Regions from separate parts of the Homo sapiens genome. Here region 1 is linked to region 2. Evidence: read pairs that join two places in POLR2A ChIA-PET (ENCODE). Cell type or tissue: CD4-positive, alpha-beta T cell. All regions are shown on one strand. Region 1 overlaps RORA (RAR related orphan receptor A). Region 2 overlaps RORA (RAR related orphan receptor A).

Region 1 (5,000 bases), 320 kb before region 2:
GCAAAACGTGTCAGGGCCAGGGTTCCCCTTAGGGCTAGCATCGCTTATGCACTTTCTTGTCCATTTTATGGTTTTCCAAGGGGAGAGGGAGGAGTGGTCACTTGCTTATGCATTTTTCGATCCTAGAAGTCTGGGACTTGTAAAAGCCATTACTTGAGAGCAGCTGGGGCAAATTTAAACTTTTAACAAATGTTTATAATACCTGTTATGTGACCAGCCACATGCCGGACATTGTGTGCCATCAGACCTGCCCACTGGCAATCTCCTGTTGATAAGAGTCTATTTGGAGAGACTCTATCAACAGGAGATTTCCAATCATGTTTCTAACCAAAGTGTTGGCTGAACTCAGGAGTATTAAGCTGAAACATGCCCTGCATTATTGAGACCACCTTTCCTTCTCCTGTTAGGTGCACCTGGATAATCTATATTGTGGCCTATCCTGGGTGACACCTATAGTCCCAACCTCTGTAATAGATGCCTCTCCTGGGATTTTCATGGAAAAGAAAAATCTGTTTATAAAATCGCGAAATCAGCCTGTGCCCTCTATATCTCTGGGAAAGGTCCTACCTATTAATTCAGCCACATTCCGATGCCTGACAACTCCTTACACAAAGGTCAGTGGGAAAAAATGGTTACCTTGGCTGCACTGAGGACCTGCAATTTTATGGTCATTTCAGCCAAAATATAAGGAACTGATGTGTTCTTTTTTTCTAGATGTGGCCCATTTTCTGAAGGATACCACCATCAAAATACTGTAAAATAATGGGGGGGTGCCTGATGGAGTGATTTGGTCCGAGGTTGATGGTAATAAAACTGGAACATCCATCATGTTTGGCATGGGTTCTGGTCAGCTTCCTTGTTTGAAGTGTACTGTCTGTGCCTAGTGGAAATAATCAGGTTGCCAACCTGTGTTTGGAAAGCTGTGAAGAAAGCAGCTCTTTATGTACAGATAGACAGGAAGGCATGAAGTGCTCTCAGACATTTTCTCAATTTTCCTCTTACTGAGTGTTTTTCCCCCCTGGAAAATGCTTTAATATCCAATTGATAAGGTCCCAAGTGAAATTTACACATGAAAGAAGGGAGAACTTCTAATAAAATGACATTAGAATCCTTTTTTTCTCCCAGACACCCTTATGCCATCTCTGATTGAATGGATTTGAAACCGAAGTACCACGCACTTTGGGGTGGAAGGAAGCCTAAAGGCCACTCCATCCAGTCCTTCATTTGCTGTTTAAATCCCTCTCACAGTAGCCACACAGGCAGGGTTGGTCCAAGACTCTAAGTCTATGATTCTTCTGATGACTGAGGGCTTGCTAGCCCAACAGAACCATCAGGTTTGGAAGTGTACTTAAGCTAATAAAACAGCTTTCAATGCACAAGTCCTCATTAATAATAAAGGCTACTTTTTTCAAATGTGCGTCCCTGTGCTAAGAGCTTGAGAGCTTGACATGTACCAACTTATACTATTCACAGTGACCTCCAAGGGAGATGCTATTACTGCCATTTTCCAGTTAAAGAAACCAAGGCTTAACTAAGTGAGCCAAAGTGCTTATCTAGTTTATTCACAGATACCTCCAGTGACAGGGACCATGCAGTTCTTCTCCAGCCAGCTCTGACTCTCAGAAACTGCTTCTCTATAAGGTGTAATGTGTCTCCCTATAAATCAAGCAGTAGTTATTAACTGCTAAAATTCTGGCACCATGCTAGGCATTTTAGATTTAAACAAATTATGGGTGTTATTTGTATATTTATATATATTTCACCTTATTTTAAGAGCTATTTGGGGAAAATAGAAGGAAACTTCTGATATATAACAATGGCAAAATATAAATAAGATTAGAGAAGCAGGATCAGGGAACGTGTAAGTAAAATTGAAAACTATCATGACCAGATTAAAAATATACTATACATATTATATAGAACAAGAAAGAGTGCATCAATTTATTTCGTATTTCACCTGGACTTCCTGGCAACCAAAATAAAATGGGAGACATTGTCAATTCACAGTTCTTATTAATCAAATGATCATTAAAACGGGGTAGCCATTTTCTTGAAATGAAATTGTGAGAAAACTCTCTCATAGGATCTCATATAGAGAATATCAAGAGATCCTGGTAGCTGTAGCCTCAACAAAATTTCTATAGAGTACATATTAATTATTTAGCACATTGATACACTTAGGCTCTAATGCATCTTTTGTTAGAACCCAAGAGCAGAACATTAAAATAAACTTGGCAAAAAGGGCGATGTAGGTCAAATATATAGCCTATGAACTCCCATCTGTATACCCTAAGAGGAAAGATTCTCTGCTACTGCTCTCAGTACTTCACATATGACACCTGATGTGTGCGTTTCTTTTCCTATAACAATTCAGTTCTGTGGCACACACGAACTGGGTGTTCTACAATTAAACTCAATTCTGACACTATCTACCTGGAAATAGCATCAGATCCCACAGTTAAGGGCTCAGTTGCACAATACTGCCCCCACTTAAGATGTCAATCTACATGTTGTCACCTGTGATTTCTGACCCATCAGCTATAATTTCGAAGTTGCCAGTACCCCTCCTCAGGCTCAGTCACTTACTAGAACAGATCAAAGAACTCAGGACAACAGTTTTCTTACTAAATTACTGGTTTATATTAAAAGATAGATACAAAAAGGTTTATACAAAAAGGCTGAGTGTGGTAGCACTTTGGGAGGTCTAGGCAGGCAGATCACTTGAGCCCAGGAGTTCAAGACCAGCCTGGGAAACATGGCGAAACCCCGTCTCTACTAAAAATACAAAAATTAGCCGGGCATGGTGGCTCACAGCTGTAGTCCCAGCTACCCGGGAGGCTGAGGCATGAGAATCGCTTGAGCCCTGCAGGCAGTGGTTACAGTGAGCCAAGATCGCACCACTGCCCTCCAGCCTGGATGACAGAGCAAGATTCTGACTCGAAACTAGATAGGTAGATAGGTAGGTAGGTAGATAGATAGATAGATAGATAGATAGATAGATAAAGATAAGATACAACTCAGGAACACCCAGATGGAAAAGATGCATAAGACAAGATATAGGGGATGGGCATGCCACCCTCCCAGCACCTCTATGTCTTCAGCAACCTGGAATCTCCCTGAACCCTGTCCTTTTGGGTTTTATGGCAGCTTTGTCATGTAGGCATGATTGGCCACTGGTGACTAATTTAAACTCCAGCCCCTCTCTCCTCCCTAGAGGTCTGGAGAGTGGGGCTGAGAGTCCCAATCACACAGTTTGTTCCTCTGGCAACCAGCCCCCCATGCTTAGGAGCTTCCTAAAGGGCAGTCATTAATATAAACGCAGGTGTAATTGAAAAGGGTATGTTATGAACAATAAAAGATGATGATTTTGCCTTCATTCTCTTATCCCTTCTGAAATTCCAAGGGTTTTAGGAACTCAGTAACAGAAATGGATGAAGACCAAATATATATGTCTTGTTATAAATCACAAAATCACTTGGAACTGGAGGACATTATGTTGAGTGAACTAAGCCAGGTGCAGAAAGACAAATATTTAATATGTGGGAGCTAAAACAAATCTTGAACTCATGCAGATGGAGAGTAGAATAATGGCTACCAGAGGCTGGGAAGAATAGTGGGGAGGTGGATATAAAGAGGAGATGGTTAGTGGGTACAAAAATACAGTTAGATAGAAGGAATAGGATCTAATGTTCATTGGCACAATAGGGGTGACTATAGTTAATAATAATTTATTGTCTATTTCAAAATAACTAAAAGAGGAGAAATGGAATGTTCCTAACACAGAAAAATGGTAAATGCTTGGGGTGATGCATTTTGATCACTATATATTGTATGTTTGTATCAAAATATCACATGTAAAAATATATAAATAAAAGAAGATAAGTTGTCTAGGCCAAAAAATTTTAATATCCCATCTCTCCCCTGAACAAAGGCGTAAAGCATTACCCCTGACACAACGATCTTCATTATAGCTCTCAGCTATTGAGACATATAGACAGGCCTGAGTCCCAAAATATAAATGGTATGAGTGTAGAGAGTAGGAACTCTCTGTGGTTGGGTGAAGCAACCCATTCAATGCAGGCTGGGACTGGAAGGGGCTGTTTCCAGGAAGGGTTGGCCTTCGTACTGAGCTGGACTGAACAAGCATTGAGAAAAGATAGACAAAAGATGAGTCAGGCTGAATGTAACTGATTTGATTTATTCCTTTCACTTAAACTGTGTAATGCCTCAGTTTCATGTGTCTACAGAGGACGCTCACCCTTGGCACCACCTGGAAAGTGTAACAGCAGGGCATTGAGGTTCTGGCCAAGGAGCCATCAGCAATCCCATTACCAATGCTTAAAGTGAGTCTCATAAGGCAGATTTGGCTCCAAGCAAAAACCACAGCTCTATTTTCATAAACTAATTTCACTTGTTTGCCCCAGTTAATATTAATAAGCCCAGGGCTATATGCTTCTACTTACCAGAGCACAAAGATAATAGAATAATAGAGTGTTAGATCTGAAATGGACCTTGGAGATCTTCTAGACCAACTTCTCCATTTGATAGATGAGGAAACAGGTGTGAGGAAGTAAAGAGCCAGGTTTCAGGCAGTGAAATTCACAGACTAGACTGGAACCCAAGTTCTCTGACAGGGAGCCCTGTTCAGGGTTTATCAGGTCTATCAAACATCTTTCTCTTTCTACCTCATCCCTAAGGACTGGAATGTGGTGGAAAGAACGTTGGACCAGGCAATGGGAGAACCAGGATCTAAACATATCTTCATTAATTTTACCTTGAATTTATCTGGCCTCTTATTTCCTCTTCACAGCATCAACTTTCTTGTAAAAGTGGATGCCTACTACTGTTCCCCAAAGGAAGAGGCAAGGTAAAACAAAGTCTCCACAATACTAGCAATACCAAATGTGGAACAAATCCCAGTGGTAGTGTTACTTGGTGCTCTGTGACTTTGGAACCTAAAGCTTCACTAGACCGTTGCAATTACTAAGTGAGTAAATAAA
Region 2 (5,000 bases):
TGTCCTAAATCAAATCCCTGGAATATTAAAATACATCATTAGTTTAGGAAATCTGTTAGTTGGCCCTCAAAGTTTTTCATTTTTTCTTACATAATCCCTTCTTGCTCCCCATTTTTCAGTTAGAGTTGAATAAGGTAGGGCCTAGCAATGTCAACCATGATGGAGATGCCACATAGTATTTGTCAGGTTAGAAGAAGGGTGAGAAAGCATGTAGCAGGTGGAACGGATGGTTCCACAGCCCCTTGACTCCCTGACGTAGAAGAGACTGAAGGCAACCTGATCACCACGTTCAAAAGTTGGCTTTCTCCATTTTAAGTTCTTCCTTAAAGCCTCTTTAAGCAAAGTCCCTGAAATGATACAGTAGAAAAATCACACAGACTTATTTAAAATGAATTCTATCACTATTCCTGAGATCTCGCCTGCCCCACTGAGGACATTTTGTTTTCGCAAAGTGCTTTGAAATGTGATAAAGGATCTTAAAGAATATTTGTAAAATTATGCCCAAAGAAGACATTCTTTGAGGTTAACTTGCAGTGTCTAAAAGTCAAGAATGAGGAAGGAAAGGAAAATAACAGATTCACTTTAAAATGGACCACGCTAATTGGGCAGTGAAACATCCTTGTGTCACACCATTTACCGTAGCAGACCAGAAGAGGGAAAAGGCTTGATTTTTCTCTCATAGATACCACAGTTCACTCTCAAAAACATTCCTAAAATGGATTGATATTTCTCTGATAGAGCACCTGTTTTGCTACTGACAGTGTTAAGTTCCATACTAATCAGCTCATCTAGCCTAACTGACAACTCAAAAAGCTGATTCCAAGAACAAGAAACTGGCTTCAATAGAAATATTATGGTTTATTTTGAAGCGTGGGGACAGGTAAGGACTAAACAAATTTATCTTTGTGACATAGTTTAAAGGGTATTTTAAATGAATAATAATTCCTCATAAGTGCTAGCCATTCGTCTCATTGTTGGTGGGTGTGTTTGAGGTGCGGCTGGTTTTTAAAACAAATATACCAAAGGTTATGAACCCCCCAAATATTCTGTTCCATTCAGAATTTATTTGTAAGTCTACGCACTTATTCAAATGATTTTTTTCTAAACTTTAATTTTCTTTTTTTAACTCAATTTCTTGGAATTGCTTTCAGTAACTGCTTCAGGCCTCTTTGAATAGCAGTGAAGGCAAAATCAGGGCAAGTCGTGGTGAACAGTTTGGCTTTTCTGGAACACTGAGCTGACGCCAGCCACCCCACTGGGCTTGGTTCCCCAACATCTCACAGCGAAGGCACTTGTCTGATGCATATTAAGCTTTTATGTTACCACCGGGGGCTGCCTCAGAAGTTACTCCTCTGTGTCCTGATGGTCCTTGACTTGGCCTTGGACTGTCCTTGACCTCCAATACCTTAGACAGTTGCAGGTGGGAACAGTGTAGCTTGAGGTTCTAAAATGCTTTGCTGATGGAAAAGGTTTTGTTCTGAAAAGTGAATTACAATAGGAAATGGATTTGCATTACTGACACTATCTGCTGTGGGCTTTGCCTCTATTGATTTAAAGCAAAAGGGCACAATTAGTGGCCTTCAAAGAGAGGGGAAAAAAAAATAACCTAACTCTGTCCTAGCACGTTCAATTAACTTGTTTACTTTGAAGGGAAAAAAAACTTTTATTTTTACATCAACAGCGTATTAGCATGGTGTTGCCTTGTCTCATCTGTAATGGCAAGACATGGTTTTGAAAAAAAATTCTCTTCGTTTCATAGTAGTAATGTTATTTTCTAACATTAAGCACAACAACAACAACAAAAAAAAGCAGGGAGAGCACGAGGGGTTCGGTGTATAAAAACGGTGTTCTAGCTGCCAGAACTTTTATTCTGGATCTCGAAGAGAACAGTTCATTGTATTTCCTTTCCTAAACCAATGAAAATGAAAAATTAGTTACTAGGTAGAATTCTCTTCCACTTTCTATCCCTTTTCCCTGACGAGATGAAACCTGCTGGGTTTTGCCATAAAAAGAGGTCCCTGTTGGGGAAATGAGAGTTCAGCTCACTCTTCACATCACAGTGTAATACAGCAGGACTGGCTCTGGAAGATTATGTAGTGCAGCACTATGCCTAAGAACAGAAGAGGAGGCTGAGCTCTGGAGAAAGAGGGTCACAAAGCGTTACAGGCATTTGGTGAATTTTGCTCACTGCACAGGCAGTTGTGAGAGCCTCCGAACCCTGTAGTTCAGTCTTTTCCCCACTTTACCAGTGTGTGAGGCCTCTCTCCCACTTCCTCCACTTACCACCTCTCCAAGATGCCAGCCTCACTGTGGGCTTTCCCTAGAAAGAAACACTGGTTTCTTTCTATCGTGCCCTGGTTAGTGTTGTTTCTCACATTAGGCCTCTGTGTTAGAAATAAAGCTGCTAAACTCCATGTCGTTACACAACAAAAGGAATACAGTGACCTATCCTTCATTCTTCTGATAGTTCCCTCAACTCCAGCTGCAGCCCCTGCCAAATACTATCATCCTTAAAAGATAGACAGTGATCCCAGCACTGTGGGAGGCCAAGGCAGCTAGATCACTTGAGTCCGGGAGTTCAAGACCAGCCTGGGCAACATGGTGAAACCCCATCTCTACTGAAAAAAATATAAAAAAAAGCCAGGTGTGGTGGTGTGTGCCTGTAGTCCCAGCTACTCAGGAGGCTGAGGTGGTAGGATTGCTTCAGGCCAGGAAGTGGAGGTTGCAGTGAGCTGTGATCGCACCACTGCACTCCAGCCTGGGTGACAGAGTGAGACCCTGTCTAAAGAAAAAAAAAAGACAGTGATGATGATTATAGCTAACATTTATGGAGCCCTTACTATGTGGTGGGCACTGATGCTACAGGCACTTTACTTGTGTACCCTGTAATAATGAGATAGGGCTCGTTTTAAAGGTGAGGAAACTGAGGCACAGAGAGATTAAGAAAGTGTCCAAGTTCTCATAGCTAACAAATGTCAGGGTAGAGATTCAACCCCAGACTCTAGATTTTGCAAATCAAATCTCTACACTTTGTCTTCAAGGTCATAATCAACTCTCTCCTTTTTCCTTAAAAAAAAAAAAAAAAAAAAAAAAAAAAAAAAAAAAAAAAAAGTTTTCACTTTCATCCTTAATTCCTATGCAGTGAAGCTAACGTAACAAGACGAGGTGCGCTGGTGGGTTCTGTGTATCCTTTCCGTGTCCTTGGTGCCCAGTCACGCAGGTTCTCAGCAAGTGGTGGCAGGACATGCAGCTGGATGGACTCGTGTGTAGGCCCACATGTTGGGGGTGGGGGGTGAGGTGTATGTGTAAGCATGTGGGGGGTGTGTGTAGGGTGCGTGTGCAGTGTATGTGTGTGTGGCATGTGTGGTGTGCATCTGTGGTGCGTGTGGTGTATATGTGTTGTGTGTGTGTGGACTGTATGTATGTGGGGTGGGTGCGTGTGTGTGCCGTATCCTTGGTGCCCAGTCATGCAGGTTCTCAGCAAGTGGAGGCAGGACTTGCAGCTGAATAGACTTGTGTGTGAGGTGTGCCCGTGTGTCGTTTGAGGTGTGCCTGTGTGCCGTGTGTGGGAGGTGTGCCCGTGTGCCGTGTGTGGGAGGTGTGCCCGTGTGCCATGTGTGTGAGGTGTGCCCGTGTGTCGTGTGTGAGGTGTGCATGTGTGCCGTGTGTGAGGTGTGCATGCGTGCCGTGTGTGTGAGGTGTGCATGCGTGCCGTGTGTGTGAGGTGTGCATGTGTGCCATCTGTGTGAGGTGTGCATGTGTGCCATGTGTGAGATGTGCCTGTGTGCCGTGTGAGGTGCGCCTGTGTGCCGTGTGTGTGAGGTGTGCCTGTGTGCTGTGCTGTGAGGTGTGCATCTGTGGTGTGTGTGAGCATGGTATATGTGTGTAGTGTACGTATGTGTGGTACATGTGAGCATACGGTGTGCATGTGTGGTATGTGTGTGTATGTGTGGTGTGTGTGTGCCTGTGTTACCATTTAAGATGGTAGCAGCTATTGGCATTAAAAAGGACCTGCTATTCTGAGCTCTGGCTTTGACAGTAAGCTGTGCCCACAGCAGCTGTTAGCAATCAGAGTGTGTTTCCATCCGATGTGAAATGTGCTGCCACCACTTGTGAAATGGATTTCAAAACCTTGCCGTACTGAAGTACCAAAGTGTGTGAATGGTATACTTTTACTGCAAATTAGAAAGATTCACTTATTGCAGTGATAATGTCACACTCACTCACTCAAGCTATCTTAAGTGACAGAGACACACATTGCCAAACAGTGGATAGCTGATAGCAGTGTTTTCAGGACAGTCATAGAATGTCATCTGAAATGTTTGTCTCTGTAGGCAAAAGAAGCACCTTGGACTAGAGGAGCAGAAACTGAAAATGGAATAGGAAGGACAGTGGTGCGGGCCTCGTTTTGATATCTTTACATGGCTGTTGTGTTCTTACTTTGCCTCTAGTGCATGACTTACATAAAAATAAGTGGCTTCAAGATAAATACACAGGCTATACATTTCGTTTTCTTGGGGAAAAAAATGACATTTATGAGGTGTTATAGTGTGTGCATTGATGCTCAGATGTCAGACCTTCTTAAAATAAATCTGACAATCTCTTAGCTTAGTCCAGAGCATTTCTTCTCCTTATGTCTCGCAACTACTTAAATCCCCAAAGCTCTGCTGCCTCTTTCTGTATTTCCCTTTCCTACTAAGAAATAGCCACCAGCTCCTGCCACTTCCCCTTGGGAATAGGCACAGAAATAACTGTGCTTCAGCTATCCACAAATATTGCTATCCATTCTCAGGTTGAGCTTATATGTTGTAATTAAGAATGGAAATGTTTCTTTAATCAGCAAGTTTAAAGACCATGCATTTAGGGAAAGTCAGAAACAAGTCCTCACGTTGTTTGGTCATTAGTATGCCTGGCTGAACTGGTTGTCTTAGAAAAGCATTACAAAAGAGAATTTTTTGAAATACCATTGAGCCACAGTTCAGAAATACATCTGTGATGTA

Evidence for each region. ChIA-PET counts read pairs that join two places held together with the same protein. Peaks named below come from ENCODE experiments on the same cell type or tissue, not always from the same donor. Only the 100,000 strongest peaks of a DNase experiment are listed, where the experiment ranks them.
Region 1: POLR2A ChIA-PET joins it to region 2 with 5 read pairs; 2 of 35 experiments call an interaction of 5 or more read pairs at or near these places.

The regions. Positions count from the first base shown.
Region 1 is chr15:60,864,823-60,869,822 of GRCh38, reverse strand. All of the region lies in intron 1 of RORA (RAR related orphan receptor A), which reads left to right. LOC102724802 (a long non-coding RNA gene) reads right to left here. Exons shown (of 5, transcript XR_001751785.2): 3 at 1,573-1,656. Among named protein-coding and RNA genes, the nearest start is that of RORA-AS4, 100 kb to the right of the region's middle. In CD4-positive, alpha-beta T cell, no CTCF peak of the experiment used is centred here; no DNase peak of the experiment used is centred here.
Region 2 is chr15:60,541,282-60,546,281 of GRCh38, reverse strand. All of the region lies in intron 2 of RORA (RAR related orphan receptor A), which reads left to right. The region is part of intron 3 of RORA-AS1 (RORA antisense RNA 1); the gene reads right to left. Among named protein-coding and RNA genes, the nearest start is that of RORA-AS1, 65 kb to the right of the region's middle. In CD4-positive, alpha-beta T cell, no CTCF peak of the experiment used is centred here; DNase peaks (open chromatin) are centred at 2,702 and 3,368; H3K27ac peaks cover 1,542 bases.